Linked DNA regions of Homo sapiens: region 2 is linked to region 1. Evidence: read pairs that join two places in POLR2A ChIA-PET (ENCODE). Cell type or tissue: OCI-LY7. All regions are shown on one strand. Links, peaks and the distances in the headings refer to the core of each region. The heading gives the core; the rest is flanking DNA.

Region 1 (5,381 bases), core at 311-5,310:
TGGTGGCGGGCGCCCGTAATCCCAGCTACTGGCAGGAGAAGCTTGAACCTGGGCGGCAGAGGTTGCAGTGAGCCAAGATCACGCCACTGCACTCTAGCCTGGGCAACAAAAGAGAGACTCTGTCTCAAAAAAAAAAAAAAAATGGACTAAGCTTTAAAGTTCCTATATTTCCATATTCATCTTACAGTTTTAAAGCTATTATATATTATTTTAAGAACAAGTGGCTGGGCGCAGTGGCTCATGTCTGTGGTCCCAGCACTTTAGGAAGCTAAGGTAAGCAATTCACTCGAGCTCAGGAGTTCGAAACCAGCCTGGGAAACATGGCGAAACCCTGGCTCTACAAAAAATACAAAAATTAGCCAGGCATGGTTGTGCATGCCTGTGGTCCCAGCTACTCGGGAGGCTGAGGTGGGAGGATCACTTGAGCCCAGATGTCAAGGCTGCAGTGAGCTGAGATTGTGCCACTGCACTCCAGCCTGGGCAACAGAGTGAGACCCTGTCTCAAAAAAACACACACAAAAAAGAAAGAACAGGTGATCATTTGAGCCCAGCAGTTCAAGACTAGCCTGGGCAACATGCAAAACCCCATCTCTACAAAAAATTTAAAAATTAGCTGGGCATGGTGGTACATGCCTGTAGTCCCAGCTATTCAGAAGGCTGAGGTGGGATAATCGCTTGAGTCAAGAAGGTCATGGCTGCAGTGACCATGATCATGCCACTCCACTCCAGCCTGGCAGCCTAGGTGACATAGCAAGACCCTGTTTCAAAAAAAAAGTAAAAAGAATTTTAAAAGCTGGGAGTGGGCCAGGCATGGTGGCTGTCAGCATTTTTGGAGGCCGAGGCAGACAGATCACCTGAGGTCAGGAGTTCAAGACCAGGCTGGCCAACATGGCGAAACACCATCTCTACTAAAAATACAAAAATTAGCCAGGCGTGGTGGCAGGTGCCTGTAATCCCAGCTTACTCGGGAAGCTGAGGCAGGGAGAATTGCTTGAACCTACAAGGCACGTTACAGTGAGCCGAAGTCACGCCACTGCAGTCCAGCCTGGGCGACAGAGTGAGACTCTGTCTCAAAAAAAAAAAAAAAAAAAGCTGGGAGTGGTGGCTCACACCTGTAATCCCAACATGTTAGGAGGCTGAGGCACCATGGTGAAAATCCATCTCAACTGGGGGTGATTTTGCATTCTGTCAGGACATTTGGCAACATCTAAAGACATTTTTGGTAGTCACAACTGGGGATACTACTGGGATCTAGTGGGTAGATCTACTGGGATCTAGTTGGGGATGCCGTTAACATCCTACAACAAAGGACAACCCTCCACAACAAAGAATTATCTGGCCCAGATGCTAGCAGTGCCAAGGCTGAGAAACTCTGCTCTACATTGTGAATTCTATGTGAAATCTACAGCTTTGAGAATACAGTTTACACTGAGAATGAAAACAGCAAGGAATAAGAACAAGTTTCATCCTACTTTAAATGGTCTATGGGAATATCCAAAAGTTACAAGGCATTCTTACATCTTTTCTTACACAACGGCAATTTCCCTATTTTTGAATGTTTTAGAACAGAGAAATTTTAAATGGGAAGGATGGGCAGGAAGACCTACATAGGATTAACAATATGCTGCAAAGAAGAAATATTAATAAAAGCAAGATGGGCACAGTGGCTCATGCCTGTAAATCCTAGCACTTTGGGAGGCCAAGGTGGGAGAATCATTTGAGGCCAGGAGTTCAAGATCAGCCAAGGGCAATATAGCAAGATCCTACCTTTATAAAAAAAAAATTAACATAAAGAAATTTTTTAAATAAAAATAAGGCAATCACTGTATATCATAATCATTTTATAAAGGTGCATTTCAATATTTAAAATGTAAGAAAGGACACAATTTCAAAGGCAAGCCCTTTAAGATGAACATATTTAGTTGTTTTTTTTTTTTTTTTTTTGAGACAGAGTCTTGCTCTGTCGCCCAGGCTGGAATGCAGTGGCACGATCTCAGCTCACTGCAAGCTCACGATCTCGGCTCACTGCAAGCTCTGCCTCCTGGGTTCACACCATTCTCCTGCCTCAGCCTCCCAAGTAGCTAGGACTACAGGCACCCGCCACCACGCCTGGCTAATTTTTTGTATTTTTAGTAGAGACGGGGGGTTTCACCGCATTAGCCAGGATGGTCTCGATCTCCTGACCTCGTGATCCACCCACCTTGGCCTCCCAAAGTGCTGGGATTACAGGCGTGAGCCACTGTGCCCAGCCGAACATATTTAGTTTAATGAAAAACCTACTATTTTATTATTCTTTGCATTTCACCTCAGACCAGTAAAATTTCATCATAAATCAAGCAGGAGGGTACTTGAGAGCTGCCACTGTTAACTTCTAGGAGTATTAATGCTTCAAAGATAGTGCTTAAAAAAATACTACACTATTAACTAAGCTCCCTGGGGCTGGATGATATTCATAACACAAAATATAGGGAAGTGCAACAAGTTTAAATAGAGTCCCCTAATATAATAAAGCTTTGTTATTGCTGTTATTGTTGTTGTTGTTGAATGGTTCCTTTTCATAAGCTAGGAACACTTCATTTTTTTTTTTTTTTCTGAGATGGAGTTTCCTTCTTGTCGCCCAAGCTGGAATACAATGGTACGATCTCAACTCACTGAAACCTCTGCCTCCTGGGAGGAACACTTCATTTCTTGAGGCTTTCCAAGTCACAAAATGCCACATGTCCAAGAATCTGTACTTCTTGTCAAGGATATTTGGTATCTCATAAAAATAGAATACACTTCTGCCTGCAAATTTGGGATTTTCCGTTTCTATCCAATTCAGACTAGAATATATTTAGCTTTCCATTTTGGCAAACATGTTACTTCACTTTGCCTTGCAATTCCACCTCTAAGAATCTTGTCCTAAGGAAATAATCCAATATATAGAAAAAGTCTCAGCTAGGTGCAGTGGCTCATGTCTGTAATCCCAGCACTTTGGGAGGCCGAGGCAGGCAGATCACCTGAGGTCAGGAGTTTGAGACCAGCCTTGCCAAAATGGTGAAACCTTGCCTCTACTAAAAATACAAAAATTAGCCGGACGTGGTGGTGTGCACCTGTAGTCCCAGCTACCTGGGAGGCTAAGGCGAGAGAATCACTTGAACCCAGGAGGTGGAGGTTGTAGTGAGCTGAGATCATGCCACTGCACCCCAGCCTAGGTGACAAAGCAAGCCTCTATCTCAAAAAAAAAAAAAAAAAGGCGCAAGTATAAAATGTTCTGTAGAGCAATTATTTAAGATAAATTGGGAACAATTGTTTAAAATTAGGGGAGCCATTAGGAAATTAAGTAAACTGAAATTTTTTATTTGTAGCTGGAATTACAGGCATGCACCACTATGCCCAGCTAATTTTAGTATTTTTAATAGAGACGGGATTTCACCACGTTGGCCAGGCTGGTCTCGAACTCCTAACCTTAAGTGATCCACACGGCTCAGCCTCCCAAAGTGCTGGGATTACAGGCGTAAGCCACCACGCCTGGCCTTTTTTAATTTATTATTTATTTAATTTATTATTTATTTATTTATTTAGTCTTGCTCTGTCGCCCAGGCTGGAGTACAGTGGCACCATCATGGCTCACTGCAACCTCTGCCTCTCGGGCTCAAGTGATTTTCCTGCCTTAGCCTCTCGAGTAGCTGGGACTAGAGGCATGCACCACCACACCCAGCTAATTTTTGTATTTTTAGTAGAGACGGGGTTTCACTACGTTGGCCAGTCTGGTCTCAAACTCCTGACCTCAGGTGATCCGCCTGCCTTGGACTCGCAAATGGCTAGGATTGCAGGTTTGAGTCACCATGCCCAGCCTGAAAATTTTTTAAATATAAGTTTGTAATCACACAGAGAAACCTTGTGATGTTAATAGATAAGGCATGATTCTAAATCATAAACACAACAGAATTGTTATTTTTAATAGATGCAAAAAAAAGATGCACAGAATTTACACTCTAAGAATGAAAACAGCAAGGAATAAGAACAATATTATGTCTGTGTGGTGGGGTAATTTTTCTTTTATTTATCTTTCTATATTTTCTATAATGAACACATCTTATTTCTATGGCCAAAAAATGGTATTTCAGAAACATTTTCTTTACCTTTTCAAAGTCCGATTTTCTTAGTCAAATATCTTTTATTATCATACCACAACCACAATGGAGTGATGACTCTTGTTCTTTTTAACAGACCTCTGGGTCTTACTACTGAAAACATTCTACAGAAAGCATTATTTTGTAAATGTTCCTTTTTTTTATTTTTGTATTTTTGAGACGGAGTCTCACTCTGCTGCCCAGGCTGGAGTGCAACGGTGCGATCTCAGCTCACTGGAACCTCCGTCTCCCTGGTTCAAATGATTCTCCTGCCTCAGCCTCCCGACTAGCTGGGATTACAGGCATGTGCCACCATGCCCGGTTAATTTTTATATTTTTAGTAGAGGCGGGATTTCACCATGTTGGCCAGGCTGGTCTCAAAACTCCTGACCTCAAGTGATCCGCCTGCCTCAGCCTCCCAAAGTGCTGGGATTACAGGCGTGAGCCACCACGCCCAGCCTATTTTGTAAATGTTCTATTTTTAAAATATTTTTTTAGGTCGGGTGCGGTGGCTCACGCCTGTAATCCCAGCACTTTGGGAGGCCAAGGTGGGCAGATCACGAGGTCAGGAGATCGAGACCATCCTGGCTAACATGGTGAAACCCCATCTCTACTAAAAATACAAAAATTAGCTGGCCGTGGTGATGGGCGCCTGTAGTCCCAGCTACGCAGGAGGCTGAGGCAGGAGAATGGCGTGAACCCGGGAGGCGGAGCTTGCAGTGAGCCGACATCTCGCCACTGCACTCCAGCCTGGGTGACAGAGCAAGACTCCGTCTCAAAAAATAAAATAAAATAAAATATTTTTTAAAATTATACTTACATAGCCTTTTCATGATTATAAAGTTCTATCTGTATTATATATATTACCTTATTAATACTTAACATTTCTTCGAAGGAGCTACAAACTTCACAGTATAATGAAATCATACCTCAGGAAAAGCATATCATCTGAAAACAGGCCATTTATGACTCCACTTTCCTTCTCCAGGGCCAGCATACTAATGTGAAGCTTCTTTGAATTCAGGAAGTCCAAAATTAGCTTAATGATTTCAACCTCTTTTACATTCACTGTTTCTTCAGCCGTCATATTGATAGCCTAAATATGAAACAGAAAAACAATAAAGCTAGTCCTATTGATTTATTTCTAAGTTTAACTGCCTGGCAACTACACATAACAGGTTTACTGGGAATCTTTAGTACACATATTCTGAAGTGAAGTTAACTTAGTATTTATCAAAACCAAGTCGTTCTTTAATATGTGACAAT
Region 2 (5,381 bases), core at 133-5,132, 210 kb before region 1:
GATCACTTGACATCTCAGTGACCACTTTACCCTGATCACACTGATATCGGATGTTTTGAGTCCTGTATTTCACATATATGTTAAGCTTTGAATTGCAGAGACCCTTTGTTTACAAAATCTCTTATGAATTTGAAGCCATAAGACGTCATCTCACATAAATTCCTTGTATAAGCTGATTTTTTTTCCCCCATAGAATTAGCAATTACAGGCCAAAGCAGGAGGATCACTTGAGCCCAGGAGTTTGAGACGAGCCTGAGCAACATAGTGAGACCACATCTTTTTTTTTTTTTTTTCGTTCTATGAATATTCCAAAAGTGAGACCACATCTTTACAAAAAAAGGAAAAAAAAAAAAGCTGGGTGTGGTGACACGTACCTGTGATCCCAGCTACTACTCAAGAGGCTGAGGCAGGAGGATTGCTTGAACCAAGGAGGTGGAGGCTGCAGTGAACTGTGATCACACCACTGCACTTCAGCCTGGGCGAGTCAGTCCCTGTCTGAAAAAAAAAAATTACAGGTTTTGATTTCAAGACCCAGAAAAAGACTTTTTTGTTGTTGCAACCAATGGAAACCATTTATTCACTGTCTCTGAAACACAGATTTGCTTCCTGTTGAAATGTGCTTTATTTATAAAGTACAGTGGATTCACATTCTTCAATCATATTAGTAAATAAATAAGGATATCTTTATTAATCCTGTTATCCTGGTTCCTAGACCCTTAGCCTTTACTGCTCCAGGATCACAATAGGAGTTCACAAGATCTCAAAAGTCTTGGATTTGAGCCCCAAAGGGCCTGACCCCACAGTTTATTGTGTAAGATACGACACCTCCATAACTCAGTTCTTCCCTAGGTATTTGTACCCATTGTAAGTCCTATTGGAATGCAAGCAGATTTCTTCTAAAATCAAAGGAGCAAGAAATGTCTTCCTTCTATAGGAAAATTTTTAACACCAAAACAATGTTTTTTCTATTAAATATAAACACATATTCGTATTTAGTACAAATTAGGCCTATTTTATATAATTCATTAACAGCAAGATTATAATAGGATAAAAAGATGAGATTTCTTTTGCAAACTATAATAGTTAACTAAAGGGGATGGCTAGAACTTTGTCTTAAAGATGATAGGCCGGGCGCAGTGGCTCACGCCTGTAATCCCAGCACTTTGGAAGGCCGAGGCAGGCAGATCACCTGAGGTCAGGGATTGGAGACCAGCCTGACCAACATGGTGAAATCCCATCTCTACTAAAAATACAAAAATTAGCTGGGTGTGGTGGTGGGTGCCTATAATCCCTCGGGAGGCTGAGGCAGGAGAATCACTTGAACCTGGGAGGCAGAGATTGCAGTGAGCCGAGATCCCGCAATTGCACTCCAGCCTGGGCGACAGAGTGAGACTCCGTCTCAAAAAAAATAAAAATAAAAAAAAATAATAAAAAGATGATAAAAAGCCCTCTATAGACAGTCCCATTGCATCCTGCTGGCAGCTTCCAGCGGCCAGAGCACAGCTAGACCTTGGAGTAAATACTGAGAGGCCTGTGCACCCTGGAGACTGCCAGGTGTTTCTTTACAGCCCTCAGGCAATGCTGAGTCCCTTGATGCCAGCATTAGGGGTACCATTACTTTTACTTCACAAGCTTGTTTTTCTGGTTTATTACTCGAACAGAATTAGAAGAGAGGTCATTAGAATTGACACAAGAATTGCATGAGGGAGGAGATGGCCAAGACTACAGGATCAGTAAGTATAAAATTATCCTTGTAAATCAGAGCCTAGTGTCTTTGTGGAACTCCTTAAGGGCATTGCCTGCCCTTTTTTGCTATTTCTTAGATTAGTCGTGTTGCAGTGATTGCTCATAATGACCCCTAATCTTCAAGGAAATGGAAAATTACATTTAGAATATGGTTTGATAAAGCAGAAATGGGCCATATTTTTAAATCAAAAATGATTATAATTACCAATTTCTATAAATGTTAATTTGAGGGATTTAGAAATATTCGTTAATGGTAGACGTTTCTAACCAAGGTTCCATGGATTTGTTTCATGGTGTCCACGAACTTTTAAAAATGAATGTATTCTTTTCCACGAGAAGGCAGAGCATGGGGGAAGGGAGACTCCATAGCTTTCACCAGATTCCCAAAAAATGAGCCCAAAAAAGGTTAAGAACTAATGAATCATATAAGAACACTTCAAGCCAGAGAAGTATATGATTTTAAACTTGGGGATGAGATAGTGGTACTAACATACAAAACAGATTAGCAAGTTGTGATTAAATTTAGATATGTGATGATACTGGAAGCCTCTTGGAACTGCCAAAAACCAAAATGTCAACAAATTAAGTCTAATGACCTAATTGGCTTTTATTAGCAATTTATGAATCAGGCAGCATCCTATCTATGAAATAGAAAGGCTGAGCACAGGAGTGGGCTTTATAGGCAGAAAAAAACAGAAGAAAATGGAAACAAGGAACAAAAGGTGTCTTTATATGGGTTAAAGCAGAGGGGACTTCCTTATGCCAGCTCAGGTTGACGGGGCCCCTTCTAATGGGATACTGTGAATGTTCTGGGTCTTTTTTTTTTCTTTTAAACTGACCTATTTTAAAGTTCAGTTTGATTACGTGGCACCTAGCATGAGTGACTCCATTCTAGTTTGGTCTGGTCTGTTGGGGTCCCCTGTAGGAGCTTAGTCCAAAAAAATGACCTCCCATAAGTTTTATTTAATAGAACATACACAGTTTAAGCTCTGTTTTTTCTAATACCAGCCATGGTTCCTTGCTATCTTCCTTACAGTGCCACAGCCTGAAGTAAATTTGGCCATAAAGTCAGAGGTATTTTCAGACTGACCTGTGCATTATCTCTTCCAGGGCACCCTAAACCAATTTACAAACCCCAAAGTTAAAAACAGTCCATTCTCCAGCCAGCTAGACGAATACCAGCTGCTCACATTGGCACGAAAATCTAAAGTGGGAATAGATTCAACTCCCTCCTGACCACTGAGCCAAACTCTGGGAGTTGGGAAACCATTTGTTGAATGTCTAGGGTGAATGAAAATCAGAAGTTTCAGGGAAGGGGGAAAGAGCCAATACCCTGCTGTGCTGTCACTAAGGAGGTAATAAATCACTCTTAAAGAAGGAAAGCAAAAGCTTGATCTGGAAGGAAAAAAAAAAAAGCCTGCTCTGGTCTGCATGAAAATGTACTTAATCTCTGGTACACAGTTTTAATGAATTGTCTTTTCCAAAATTTCATTAAGGCTATTATTTTCACATATTTCTGACTTCAAGCGATCTTTAAACAAATAATTTTGACTTATAAGTATATTGTGAGAATTTCATATAGTACAGAAAAGAAGGTAAAAACCCCTTTCTCCCCCAAAACTCCCAGTTTCCTTTACTAGAGGTTCACTTCAGATTTTTAGGTATCTTTCCTGAAAATACGTATGCCCTTTTAAAAAAAATACACAAATGAAGAGCCAGGCACATTGGTGTGTGCCTGTAGTCCCAGCCACTCAGTAGGCTAAGGCGGGAGGATTGCTTGAAGTTCAAGTCCAGCCTGGGCAACATAGAAAGACCCCAGAGGTTACAACTCTCTATATATATGCTTAGGCATCTTGCTTCTTTCACTGACTTTTGCAGATAATCCAACCTCATTCTTTTCGGTGGCCACAAAGTATTGTCATTTATGAATCATCACAGGGGGTATTTAGATTAGTTCCCCCTTGGGGTTGTTACCATCAGTGCTCCAGTGCCCTTCCCTGTACATATATCATGCCACATTGTGTGGCTTATATGTAAAAGAAATTCCTAGAAGTGGAATTGCTGCTCTGAAGGTACATGATTTGGAATTTGTGGAACTTGGTAGATATTACCAAATAGTCTTCCAAAAAGGTTGCATTTCTGCCAACAGCATATGAGAGTACCAGTTTCCCTCCATCCTCACTGACACAGGGTTTCTTCAAACTTTAATCTTTTTTCAGACTAATAGATAAAAGGAAATTCATTGTTTTGTTTTGATTTCTTTTATTATGAGTTAAGAAGAACATAGATTTATTTTAAAATAAATACTTGTTGGTTGCTTTTGATTTTAAGAATCAGAAGTCCTTTCTTTTTTCTTTTTCCTTTAAGTACTTTGTGTTACCCATTTCTTATGGTTTCTGTGTTTTCTCTAGAAAGTCATCTTCCTAAATTGTGTAGTAAGTAAAATACATTTTGGGGGAAGATCAAGTTTTCTTTGCATTTTTTTCTTTTGAATCCTTGGTAGCCTAGCGTTGAACTAGTATTTCAGTCGATTCCTCCACCTCTGTGCTTTAGCAAGGTCTTCTGCAATCGTTTTAATCATTTGATCTGTAGTTTCTTTCAAAATGGTTGCTGTCCTTAGGGCATGATCCAAAGCCGAGTTTAAAATCTACAGAGGAAAAGTCCACACATTTTAATTACATAAACTAACTGCTGTTTCTGTTCTTTGGGTTCTCTCATTATTAAACATTACAAGGTGGAATTTGGGGAGTATTCCTGTTTTCCTCTTGGTCTATTTCTGTTTTTGAGGGTTGGTTTCCTAGGAGACCAGTCTGAGATGGAATATATTTGTTAGGGAAAGGGATTGAAAAAAAGACCAGCACGTGACTGATGAGCATGAATCAGAGGGTGAGGTCAGCCGCCAGCTGGGCTGTTTCCCTGCCGCAGAGAAAGAGAAAAAAAGAACAGCTCTTAGAGGCCATTGATGGGGATTGGGGGGCCATAACCACTGAGAGGGTATTCAGGGATACAGCGCATGCGTATGGAAACATTTGAAAGTGGCCTGGGGATTCGAGTTAGTGATTTGAAATAGGAAACTGTTGGCAACTCTGATCACAGTGTCACTGGAACAGACCCAGTGCCTTCAACCCCCGGCCAGGGAAATCCTGTAGCTGAGGCACCACCCACAAATCACTTTCTCCAGGAAATTTCCCTTGGAACCAATTTAGAATAATACAAACCTTGCGACTGCTGAGGCTGTGTGTCTTTAGCTTAGTTCTGAGCACAAAATTGTCTTTAGCAGAGCATTTTCTGAAGCTCTGATACTGTAATAACTTAAGAGCTGCCAGTTCTGTGGGCATCAAGATCAAACTTACGAGCTGCAATGCTTCTCGAATGATTTTCTAAGTCCTCACCTCAGATTTTATTTCTTCAGTGCTATCAAAGTCACATAAGGATTTGCTTCCAGAAATCCTGCAGGAGTAGAAATGGGGTGAGGGTGTTGCAGGGTCTGAGCTGTAGGTCATGAAAGCCTGAAGTTTTTTTCTGGAAGACAAAAGCACATTGATACTTGTGTCAAGCGCCACCCTCAAGCACACTCCTGTTCACGTCAGCTCTGTGGTAGGTAATGGCTCTGTGTGGTTTGGGTGTGGGTGGAT

The links. Peaks named below come from ENCODE experiments on the same cell type or tissue, not always from the same donor. Only the 100,000 strongest peaks of a DNase experiment are listed, where the experiment ranks them.
Region 2: POLR2A ChIA-PET joins it to region 1 with 17 read pairs; 4 of 35 experiments call an interaction of 5 or more read pairs at or near these places.

The regions. Positions count from the first base shown.
Region 1 is chr1:109,018,311-109,023,691 of GRCh38, forward strand. WDR47 (WD repeat domain 47) reads right to left here. Exons shown (of 15, transcript NM_001142551.2): 2 at 5,045-5,211. The coding sequence starts at 5,202. Among named protein-coding and RNA genes, the nearest start is that of WDR47, 21 kb to the right of the region's middle. In OCI-LY7, for the core only: no CTCF peak of the experiment used is centred there; no DNase peak of the experiment used is centred there.
Region 2 is chr1:108,811,910-108,817,290 of GRCh38, forward strand. AKNAD1 (AKNA domain containing 1) reads right to left here. Exons shown (of 16, transcript NM_152763.5): 15 at 5,139-5,268; 16 at 3,992-4,393. The coding sequence ends at 4,262. LOC105378891 (a long non-coding RNA gene) reads left to right here and starts at 1,681. Exons shown (of 5, transcript XR_947687.3): 1 at 1,681-1,733. In OCI-LY7, for the core only: no CTCF peak of the experiment used is centred there; no DNase peak of the experiment used is centred there.